Linked DNA regions of Homo sapiens: region 2 is linked to region 1. The links are chromatin loops, found by intact Hi-C in ENCODE. Cell type or tissue: heart left ventricle. All regions are shown on one strand.

What was found. Hi-C counts contacts between places; a loop is a spot of excess contacts. Peaks named below come from ENCODE experiments on the same cell type or tissue, not always from the same donor. Only the 100,000 strongest peaks of a DNase experiment are listed, where the experiment ranks them.
Region 2: it touches region 1 in a loop (2.2-fold over the local background); 20 of 110 quality-filtered maps call a loop at or near these places.

Annotation. Positions count from the first base shown.
Region 1 is chr15:25,847,728-25,852,727 of GRCh38, forward strand. The region is part of intron 1 of ATP10A (ATPase phospholipid transporting 10A (putative)); the gene reads right to left. MIR4715 (microRNA 4715) reads right to left here and starts at 1,098; the gene lies at 1,020-1,098. RefSeq lists enhancers at 2,557-2,606, 2,657-2,716 and a silencer at 2,997-3,046. In heart left ventricle, no CTCF peak of the experiment used is centred here; DNase peaks (open chromatin) are centred at 1,971 and 2,824; H3K4me3 peaks cover 1,842 bases; H3K27ac peaks cover 2,612 bases.
Region 2 is chr15:25,737,070-25,742,069 of GRCh38, forward strand. The region is part of intron 2 of ATP10A (ATPase phospholipid transporting 10A (putative)); the gene reads right to left. It also overlaps the pseudogene RNA5SP390. Among named protein-coding and RNA genes, the nearest start is that of MIR4715, 110 kb to the right of the region's middle. In heart left ventricle, a CTCF peak has its summit at 2,964 (motif pointing right); a DNase peak (open chromatin) is centred at 502; H3K27ac peaks cover 1,361 bases.

The DNA.
Region 1 (5,000 bases):
TTCTGTGCTCAAACAATCTCAGCCCCGCAAGCAGCTGGGACTACAGGCATGCACCACCATGCCCAGCTAATTTTTCGTATTTTTTGTAGGGATGAGGTTTTGCCATGTTTTCCAGGCTGGTATCCAACTCCTGAGCTCAAGCAATCCACCCACCTTGGCCTCCCAAAGTGCTGGGATTACAGATGTGAGCCACCACACCTGGCCTACAGCCATTTTTTAACGGAAATCATCTTAATCAATATTAACACACAAAAAGCTGTAGTTAAGAAGGTGGTTTCTGCCAGGCATGGCAGATAGAGCCTGTATTTCCAGCTACTTGGGAGGCTGAGGCAGGACTGTGTGAGGCCCAGAAGTTCAAGACCAGCCTGGCAACACAGCAAGACCTGGCCTCTAAAAAGTGTTTTTTTTTTTTAATCATCTGTAAAATGAGGATGCAAAACAAACAAAAAAATAAACATGGTATCTGTTTGTTAAACTCTGCAATGAACACATGTATTAGCTTCCCGCTGCGGCAACAAATTATGACAACTTGGTGGCTTGAAGTAACACAAATTTGGGGAGTTTTATTTTATTTATTTCATTTTATAGAGATGGGGTCTTGCCCAGGCTGGAGTGCAGTAGCATAATCACAGCCCAGTGCAACCCCAGTCTCCTGGTCTCAAGTGATCCTCCTGCCTCAGCCTCCTGAGGACCTGGGACTACAGGCTTGTGCCACTGCACCGGCTAAACAAATCTGTCATTTCACAATTCTGGAGGTCAATCTGACATGGATCTTACTGGGTCAAAACGATGGTTTCGGCAGGGCGGCGGGAGAGAATGTTTCCTTGCCTTTTCCAGCTCCTAGAGGCCGCCCACACTCCTTGACTCTAGGTCCTCCACTTTCAAAGCCAACAATGGCAAATTAAGTAGTATTCATATCGGATCTCTCTGCCCGCTTTTCTTCCACTTTTACAGACTTGTGATTACACTGGGCCCACAATTCACTCCAGAATAATCTCCCCATCTTTTTCCAAGAGAAAGGGGAATTAGAATTGGCTGCAGTTAAGGTGGCACCATCAGCTGATTAGCCACCTTAACTGCAGCCAACTTTCATTCCCCTTTCTCATGGGACCTAAGGGAGGGCAGTAGCTCCAGGGATGTTTTACAATTTAAGTTCTATTATTATTCAAGCACTATGGGGCTGACAGGTCAGGAGAGGACTGCCATTGAAAAGAGGATTTGTTACTCAGAGTCCTCCAGAGAAGGAGCTCGCCACACCTACCGCTGTGGGAGGGGGAACATAGGGGAGACCAGCGTCCTAGGAGGCAGAGACCTTGGTGAGAGGAGGGAGAGTCTTTTCTGTGCCTTCCATGGGAAAGAACAGGAGAGGCGGGGTAAGCAGGTTTAGAATCCATTAGTTTGAATAACCTCGGTGGACCCTGGGACAAAGGGCTGTCCCTAGCTGCTTGGTGGCTGGACCTGGGGTGATGAGAGCAGGTGCACAGTGGATGAAACACAGAGGGGGCCGAGGGTGTGGACGTTGGATTGGGTGGCTTGCACACGTAAGGCATGCTGCAGCAATGCTGTTTGCTATCTCTAGGAATTATCTAGCCCTGGGAGGGCCTGTCCCTCCGGAGGCAGCAAGGCTCCAGATGTCAAAGCACCAGACAAGAGAAAATAAAAAGACATCCTTAGTACAGGACTGAATAAGCAGGAACTGAGTTTAGATGTCACTGCATGCAGTAGTTGGGAACAGAGCCAAGAATTACAGACACCACCCTCCCTCCTTCTACGCCTTCTCCAAGTCCCAAGGGCGCATTATGAAGGAATTCCCATTAAGTCTGGCCAGACGCTTTACAGAGGAATTAACACAGGATAGGAAACTGAAAGGAGAAAAAGAGAAAAGACCAGAAACGGAGGAATTTAACCGTGATCAAGGAGGAGCACGGCGCAGCTGCAGGACTGAGCTCAACTCTGGCTCTCACCTCCATGCCAGAGAGAACCTGAGGGTCTCTGTCAGCATGGCCTCCTGGCCCCCAGACATGCTCCCCATGGATGTGAAAGACCACAGGCAGCAGCCAGATTTCTATGGAATGAATCAAACTTTCCATCCTGCTTAAAAGCAATGATTTTCTTTCCAAAAAAAAAAATAAATGTGTACATGGAAAATATTACAATGCAAGTCACAATGAGAGTTAAAAAAGACACACACATCTGATTTGACTAAAGTCTGTCCTGGCAACACGAATAAATAAAATAATGACAATGACACGATGGCACTATGAAATGCCATTACCTAGGTTTCTACCAATTAATTATGAGGGACAAGACATACATAACTAAATATAATTAAATCACGCAGGTCGATAAGATTACCCTTTTTGAGAAAATAATTACATGCCACGTATATTTTGAAACTGTTCAGTGGAGGTGAACAATTGTAGCCCATTATGTGTATGAGACATTCTGGAAAATATCGCTTTGACTTATGTTCAAAAATGGTTGGCTTGTTCAGAGAGAGAGAGTCAGTGGGGAGCACCCAGCAGGAACAGGGGCCTCCCCAGCTCGCTCTCTCCCTGCCTCGTCTTTCCTCTCACAATGCTCTCGGTTTTCTGAGTCAACCATGCTCCTGGGCCAAGGTGCAGCACTGGAGATGACCGAGACAGACAGCGTGGATGCGTTTTGTACGGGGAACAAAACTGATTTCCAACTTGGCAAAAAGCAACAGGAGAGGCCCCGGCTGTGTCTGGTACCGCCTCAGCCGAGCCCTGAAGGGAAAGGCCCAGAAAAAGGGATGTGGCCACACCCTGGGGGCCAGCCCACAGGCGAGGCGAGTCCCCAGGCGCCATTCTACGCGGCCAGTTTTGGAGAACTGGAACTGTGTAGAGCGTCCGGCGGCAGCGGACCCAGCGCTGCTCCATTCTCCCTCCCTCCCTCCCCCCCCAGCCCCGGTGACTCACTCCGCGGCCCGGGCAGGGCGAGACCACGCCCACCACCCCCCAAGACCTGGCCGCGCTCACCTCCCCTCCTGCACAGAGCACCTAAGGGCCCAAAGATCACATCTGAACAAAGGATGGAACTTGGAACTTACATTTACCTTTCCTGCCCCTGACTTTTTAAACTGTTATTAGAAGTATACAAAAACAAAAGGCAGGACATAAAAGTAGTGAAATGCTTTAAACTCTACAAATGACTCAGTTCAAATGTGCGGTGACAGCCTGGGTTTCCTGCCATTTCGTTAACCCCTCGTGTACTGGATTCTTTTAGAAGCAGTGGTTTCCATGCCAGACATCACTTCTTGGGGGAAGCAAAGCAAACAGAGGCTGGGGAGGGGTGAGTGGGGATCTCGGGGACTCCGCCGAACTTGGGGAGGGAGCCTTGTCAAGTCTGGCCTGGCCCACGCTGAGGTCCGTTCGCACCCCAGGACCTTTCTAGAAAAGTCCTAGATTACTATACAACAGGCAGATCTGATGCTGAAACAGAAATAAGGCAGGTCTCTGAGCGGATCTAAAGTTCCCTACTATGCAAGAGCTCACGGGCCTCCAAAGCACCTACTAAGCACCTTTCTGAGAAGACTTGCATGGAGGGCTCTGTTCCAAGGCTCTCCATTCGTGGCCTAGGTTGAGTTTCCTTTTGAAAACCAAGACTTACTTTAGGTTTTTTTTTTTAATTATTATTGTTATAACTGTTGATAAGCAAAAATCAATCAAAGACATCGTTAAATGGGCCAATGAATTTACTTCATTTTATGTTTTCAAAACAAACCTTCCCCCTAAAAGGTTATTACCAAATCCAATTTCATTTACAATATACGCCACATTGCCATTTAAACAAAGAATGCTTTCATGTTACCATTTCCCCAGAATGCTTCTTCTAGTGAGGTACATTTTTCAGAAGACATTTGAGCCAACAGAGGGTATCTCTGGATCCTTAGTGGTCCTCAAAATTCTCAGTGGGGATCGGATCTATTCCCAATATTTCAAAATTCTTTCCAAAAGCTGTCCATTTCCTCATGGTACAAGTATACAGCTAAATGACACCTAAAATTCTTTGGGCTTGGAGGCACAATTCAGTGTCTTAGCAATGTGGACAGGCCAGGTGCGGTCTCAGTATTTTGGGAGCTGAGGTGGGATGATTGCTTGAGGCCAGGAGTTCGAGACCAGCATGGGCGACACTGCAAGACCTCATCTCTAAAAATAAAACTGTTTTAGAAATTTAAAAAAACTGAGGAAGTTTATTTTGATCAAAAGATCTTAATAGCAATAATGACAGCAGTTGTAACAGGAATACTAATGAGTTGCAACTAAACTTTTCAAATTCTTACCTGCCTGCCTGCCTGGCACTGTAGCCCACCCTCTCTGCATTATTTCATGTATTCCTCACAGCACACCAGAAGCTGCTATCTTCTCTCTTCCCCTCCCTCCAATTTAATGCCATCCTCCCTCCTATTGAATGCCACCCTCCTTCCAATTTAATGTTATCCTCTCTCCAATTTGATGCCATCCTCCCTCTATCCTCCCTCCTGTTAAGTGCCATCCTCCCTCCTATTGAATGCCATCCTCCCTCCTGTTAAATGCCATCCTCCCTCCAAAGTAATGTTATACTCCCTCCTATTGAATGCCATCTTCCCTCCAATTTAAATAAGAACACTGGGATGAAGAGAAATGCATTCTGCCTAGCATCTAACTGCTGGCAAGGGTCTGACCTCATTGAGGGTGTTGGGGCTCAGGAACCAATATCGCAAAATATGGCACTTTGATGCGCTGAACTGTAGAACCCTCAGCGTCTCTCTAACCGCCCCCCAACCTCACCTCTCAATCCTCTGTCTCACCCAAAGCCCAAGATGAACTCCTCCGAAGTTCCCTTCTCTCCCTAAACCTAAAATCCAGACACTCCAAAGAGGAAAACAGGTTTTTATTAACTGAATTCATATTGTGGGAAGAAAAACTGAAGTCTGTCAACACAGCTGGACAGGCTTTTGTCACAAACCACTGTCTGTTATGCAGGCCTCAAAGACTGTG
Region 2 (5,000 bases), 110 kb before region 1:
GTGTAAAGCGTACATTAAAAGGGGCGTGTGCTAGATAATCGTAGCTCGATTCAATAACTGAAATTGAAATGCTATTTTAAAAGGCTCTTCTTGGAGTGTAATTAGCCATCAGTCTCTCTTCTCCTTGGACTGAAATGGCCTCTCGCTCTATTTCCAGAGCAGGGCTCTGTTTCAAGGAGTCTTGTGTTTATTTAAAGCCTGTGGATTATCTTGAAACCAGTGGATGGCTTTTTCCAGGGCAGACATTTGCAGATACAAAGTACAGGATGGCCATGAAGGCAGTGAGTTCCAGAGAACACCAGGATTATTCTTGGCAGACGAGGAGGGTAGGACTTAAAATATTTTGTCTCTGTTTATTATTCTTTCTCTCTAAGAAAAATGTCATGGACATGGCTCAGAAACAGTAGGACATTCTGTCTCTGGGACTTCAGAGCTGTGTTTGTAATGTTCTACCAACAATCCCATGCCCTGGGGAGTGTGCGCAGGGGAGGTCCCAGGCACGGGACGGCTGGCTTCCTCTGCATCCTTCTGGAACTGGGGAGGATTTGGAGGATTTTTAGAACTGGAGGGATCTCTAGAGACTGGCATGGGCTGAACTGGAGCCCCTCATCCGCCGCTAGAACTCATATATTGAAGTCCTAACCCCACGTAGCTCAGAACGTACCCTTATTTAGAGAGGAAGTCTTTAAAGAGGTAACTAAATTAAACTGAGGTCATCAGGGTGGACCCTAATCCCACATGACTGGCGGCCTTATACAAAGGGAAAATCAGGACGCAAAGACACACAGAGGGGAGATCATGCAAGGACACAGGGAGAAGCCAAAAAAAGAGGCCTCAAAAGAAACCATCCTGCTGACCCCTTACTCCCGAATGTCCAGCTTCCAGACCTGTGAGAAAATAAACTTCCGTTGCTTAAGCAGCCCAGTCTGCGGTGTTTCATCAATGAGGCCCCAGTAAACGAATACAGAGACCATCTTTGAGTTTCTCATTTAAAAAGCATTTCATATCCAGAGCACACCTTCTGGATGAGGAAAATCCTGTTTACATTGCTTATTTCTAACAACAGGCAACACACAACACTCCCCATTTAGGAAATACATTGATTTATCCCTCCATCCACTCATGTCTACCCCTGACTCATTCCAAACCAGCTTTGAGGTCATGCCCAAGTTATCCATCAGTCAGACTTGTCAACCTGCCCCCTGGAGCATGGACAAAAGTAGAGGCCCCCGATCCACCCTTCTGCTCTGGGCACACTAACTCCATTCTTCTTAAAAAGCAGATATCCAGCTAGGGAAGAGGAAGCAGTTCTACAGATGGATGGTGGTGATGGTTGCGCAACAATGCGAATGAACTTAATGCCACTGAACTGTACACTCACAAATGATTACAATAGTAAACTCTGTGTTATGCATATTTTGCCATGATAAAAAATTTCATTTACTGCCATGCCACCCTGAATGCATCCAATCTTGACTGATCTTGGAAGCTAAGCAGGGTCAGTACTTGGATGGGAGACACAATTTAAACATTTTTAAGTGGATATAAACCAACTCTGAGAATTGACTGAGAAGAAATGAAATAATCATCAAGTTGAACATAGACCAGAAATCTGGCACCTTTCAGTACAAGTACATAAAGTCTCCCTCGCCAGTAATTCGTGAGGGCACTGCCATTCTGATCGTCATCACCATCAACATAATTACAAGTTTGGGGAGGCTTGCCAAATGCCAGGCATTGTGCTAAGTGCCCTACAATTATCAGGCAACCCTGCTAGAAAGTCAGTTTTTGCACCACCTTCAACTTAGGATCTTTAAGTATCGTGCCCAAGGTCACAGTGGTCTTGGAGTGACAGACTGGAGCTTTCTTGGCCTCTGAGCTATCAGCTCAACCATCAATACCTGCAGAGACAATCTGGCATTAACAGAAAAAGATTGTACAAGTAAGCCAGAAAATGTGTAACAGATTCTATAGAAACGTCCCCCAAAATTTAAATTGCTTTTTATTTTTTATTTTTGAGACAGAGTTCTGCTCCTGTCATCCAGGCTGGAGTGCAGTGGCGGGATTTTGGCTCACTGCAACCTCCACCTTCTGGGTTCAAGCGATTCTCCTGCCTCAACCTCCCAAGTAGCTGGGATTACAGGCGTGAGCCACTGCACTCGGCCTTAATTGCTTTTTAAAGTTCTAAGTTTCCAAAATTTAAGTTTTAGTATTTTGAAAACATGCTTCAGCTCAACATACCTTAATCTGATCATAGATACCCTCTTTCCATCTTCAGCAATGCCTGTGGATGTGGGCTTACCAGAGCCCACTCAAAAACAGAGTAAAAAATCAGGAGCGAGCCCGGGGACTTAGTGCTAGTTCTTCTGATTAATAAATATGAGACTTTTGGCAAGTGAAGAGAGGGCATTTGGACTCGGATCTCCGGGGTCTCTGTTGCCCTATAAGTCCACAATCCTGTAGGATGCAGAGATGGTTCCAATGAATCCCTGTGCTTGGGATGACAGACTCACTATTGCAGAAACAGCATCACCTGCAAAAGTGCTGCCCACACATGCCAGCCTCAAGCTGAAGCACTGCCCTCTGCATCTCTGCTGCAGCACCCCAGCATCTCAGACAAAAGGAAGCAGACACCGTGAAGGGTTCGCCCACTGCAGAGCAACATGTTCAAATAAATATCTCACCGGCAAGAAAGAAAGTGCTCACAGTTTCTGTTGTTGTCTTACAGATATTTCTGAAACTTCTTTGGGCAAAGTGATTTGACCTGACTAGGTGGAAAGAAAGAGGCAGGACAGTGGTGCAACAGAGAGCCCTCCAGCCCTGCCCCTGAACTTGCGTTTCTGCTAGAGACCGCAGCAGCAGGTGCTCCAGGGATGCCCAGAGCCCTGCGGCATGCTTCTGTTTCCTCCTGATGCCTGGGACCTCCTCCTGGTAGAACAGCTGTGTCCCCTCTTCAACCACATGGGGGAGGCGTGTGTCTAATTCAGCAGTGCCCAGATTGCTACTTGAATGAATGGTTTGATTCACAGGGGAGATTCTGTTACCAACCTTGTATTTCACATTTGTATTAAGTGAATTGCTACTAAGTACTCAACAAAAGCAAATACAGATGTCCTCCATCTTGAAACAGCAGTGATGTTGGAAAGGGCATTTACAGTCCATTAAAGAGGATACTGTTATTTTTTTTCTATCATAAAAAAACTAAAGTAAAGAGGTTCATATTGCTTCAGCCATTGGGTGAGCACACAGCACAGGTGCACACTTGGGTCATCTGCAGGTCTGCTGCCAGCAGGGACCCTGCCTAACGCTCCAGGTGGAAATCTGTGAGTGAGGCCACCTGTCTGGGTCTCTGGATGATGTGGGCAGAGAGAACCCTGGTGAGAGAATGCACAGAGAGCAGGGGCCAGCACCTGCCAGCCAGGCAGGGCCACCGCCTGCACCAGCAAGAAGACGTGGAAAACACACACACTCCCGTCTTCTGCATCTGGATCCCGTTCTGAAAACGCCCTTTGCATTTCCCTTCATGATACTCCCAGGTCACAAGGAGGGTGAGGTCCCCCTGGTTCACTTCCAGCCTTGACATCACGCCTGGACATGGTCCTCGAAGGCTCTCAGTGACAAACACAACACCTCTGTCTACCTGGCTTTGGTCTCGCCACCTGCTATGGGCCTGTTTGTCCCTGGACTGAATGATCCCCGTCTGATCACAGAAGTTTTCCACCTTAACAAAGCCTTGGAGACAGCTGCTGCCCTACAGAATGCAATCCTCATCCCGTGCAACAGCAAAGCTCTGCTCAGGGTCACTGCGCTGACCTCCTCGGCTACCATCCCTCCCAGCACCCATTCCTGCCACGCAGGGAACCCTGAGGAAGCCCAAACCTTTCTGCATGGCTTCCTCTGTCTTGCCATCCTACAGCATCAGGCGAAGTGCCCTTCATTTAGCATTTCAGGATGTTGTCTTTTCTGGAGAAGCCTTCCTGACGGCCCCCTGGTAGGGTAGGCAGGTGCCACAGCTCCGAACTTGCTTAGTCCCCATGCAGACATCAAACCCCGTGCTTCCTGGGTGTGGCTGGAGCTGGCTCCCATTCCTCCTTCACTAGACCACAGGTTCCCTGAGCACAGGTACTCTGTGCCCTTGAGACCATCACAGTGCCTGGCACACACATGGTCAGAGGGTGACGAATGCTTATTTCAGAAGGATCTCAGGTGCCACAAGCTTCTGGATCACCCCAGAACTCCGTGCTGGGCTCTTGGGGACCTAGAGCCCCTGCCTGCCGCACCATCTCCCAAGAGGGCCTGCTGAGGCGTCTCTGTGGTTCCAGAATGCATAGTTCCTCTTTTTAAAGTGCGGGCTCTTTTCCCCTGGCAGCAATACAAAATGATTTCTACATAGCCTCTAATCCGGCTCCTTAGCTCCTTACTTATTGATCATGGGTAAAGAATGCCTTCATTAAATTAAGTCAAGCATTTTAACCCAAATTAATGGAATAATTACCCCAACTCTTTTGTTTTGTACTTTCTTTATTATTACTATTATTATTATTTTGTATTTCAATCTAATTTGTATTTACCACTTGATGGTCAGTGCTGTGGAAATTCAAAGGAGGGCAGATGGCCCGATCCCAATACTGAACGAATGAGTGAATTTACTTTTTCACTGCCAAGACTGTATTGTCAGGTGAACATTTTCAATTTGCTAAACTGAAACAGCAAAGTAGTCTGTTTTTGTCCACCACGTGTCTCCTGACACATAGTGGGTACTCAATCAGTTATTTATTGAAAAAATAAATAATAAATAAATACCCAAGTGAAAGCGTCTGGTGGCAAGAAACACCGAACGTACAAGGAAACTTAACTCAAAGTGATAATTTCTCCAAGTTCCACAGATTCAGTGTTACTCTAGGGGTTAATGCCCCGTGACAAATACTGAATAGAAATGAGCATGAAACCCATTTAGACAGCAATGTAATCTATAATAGCGGCTGTGATTGTATTATTTA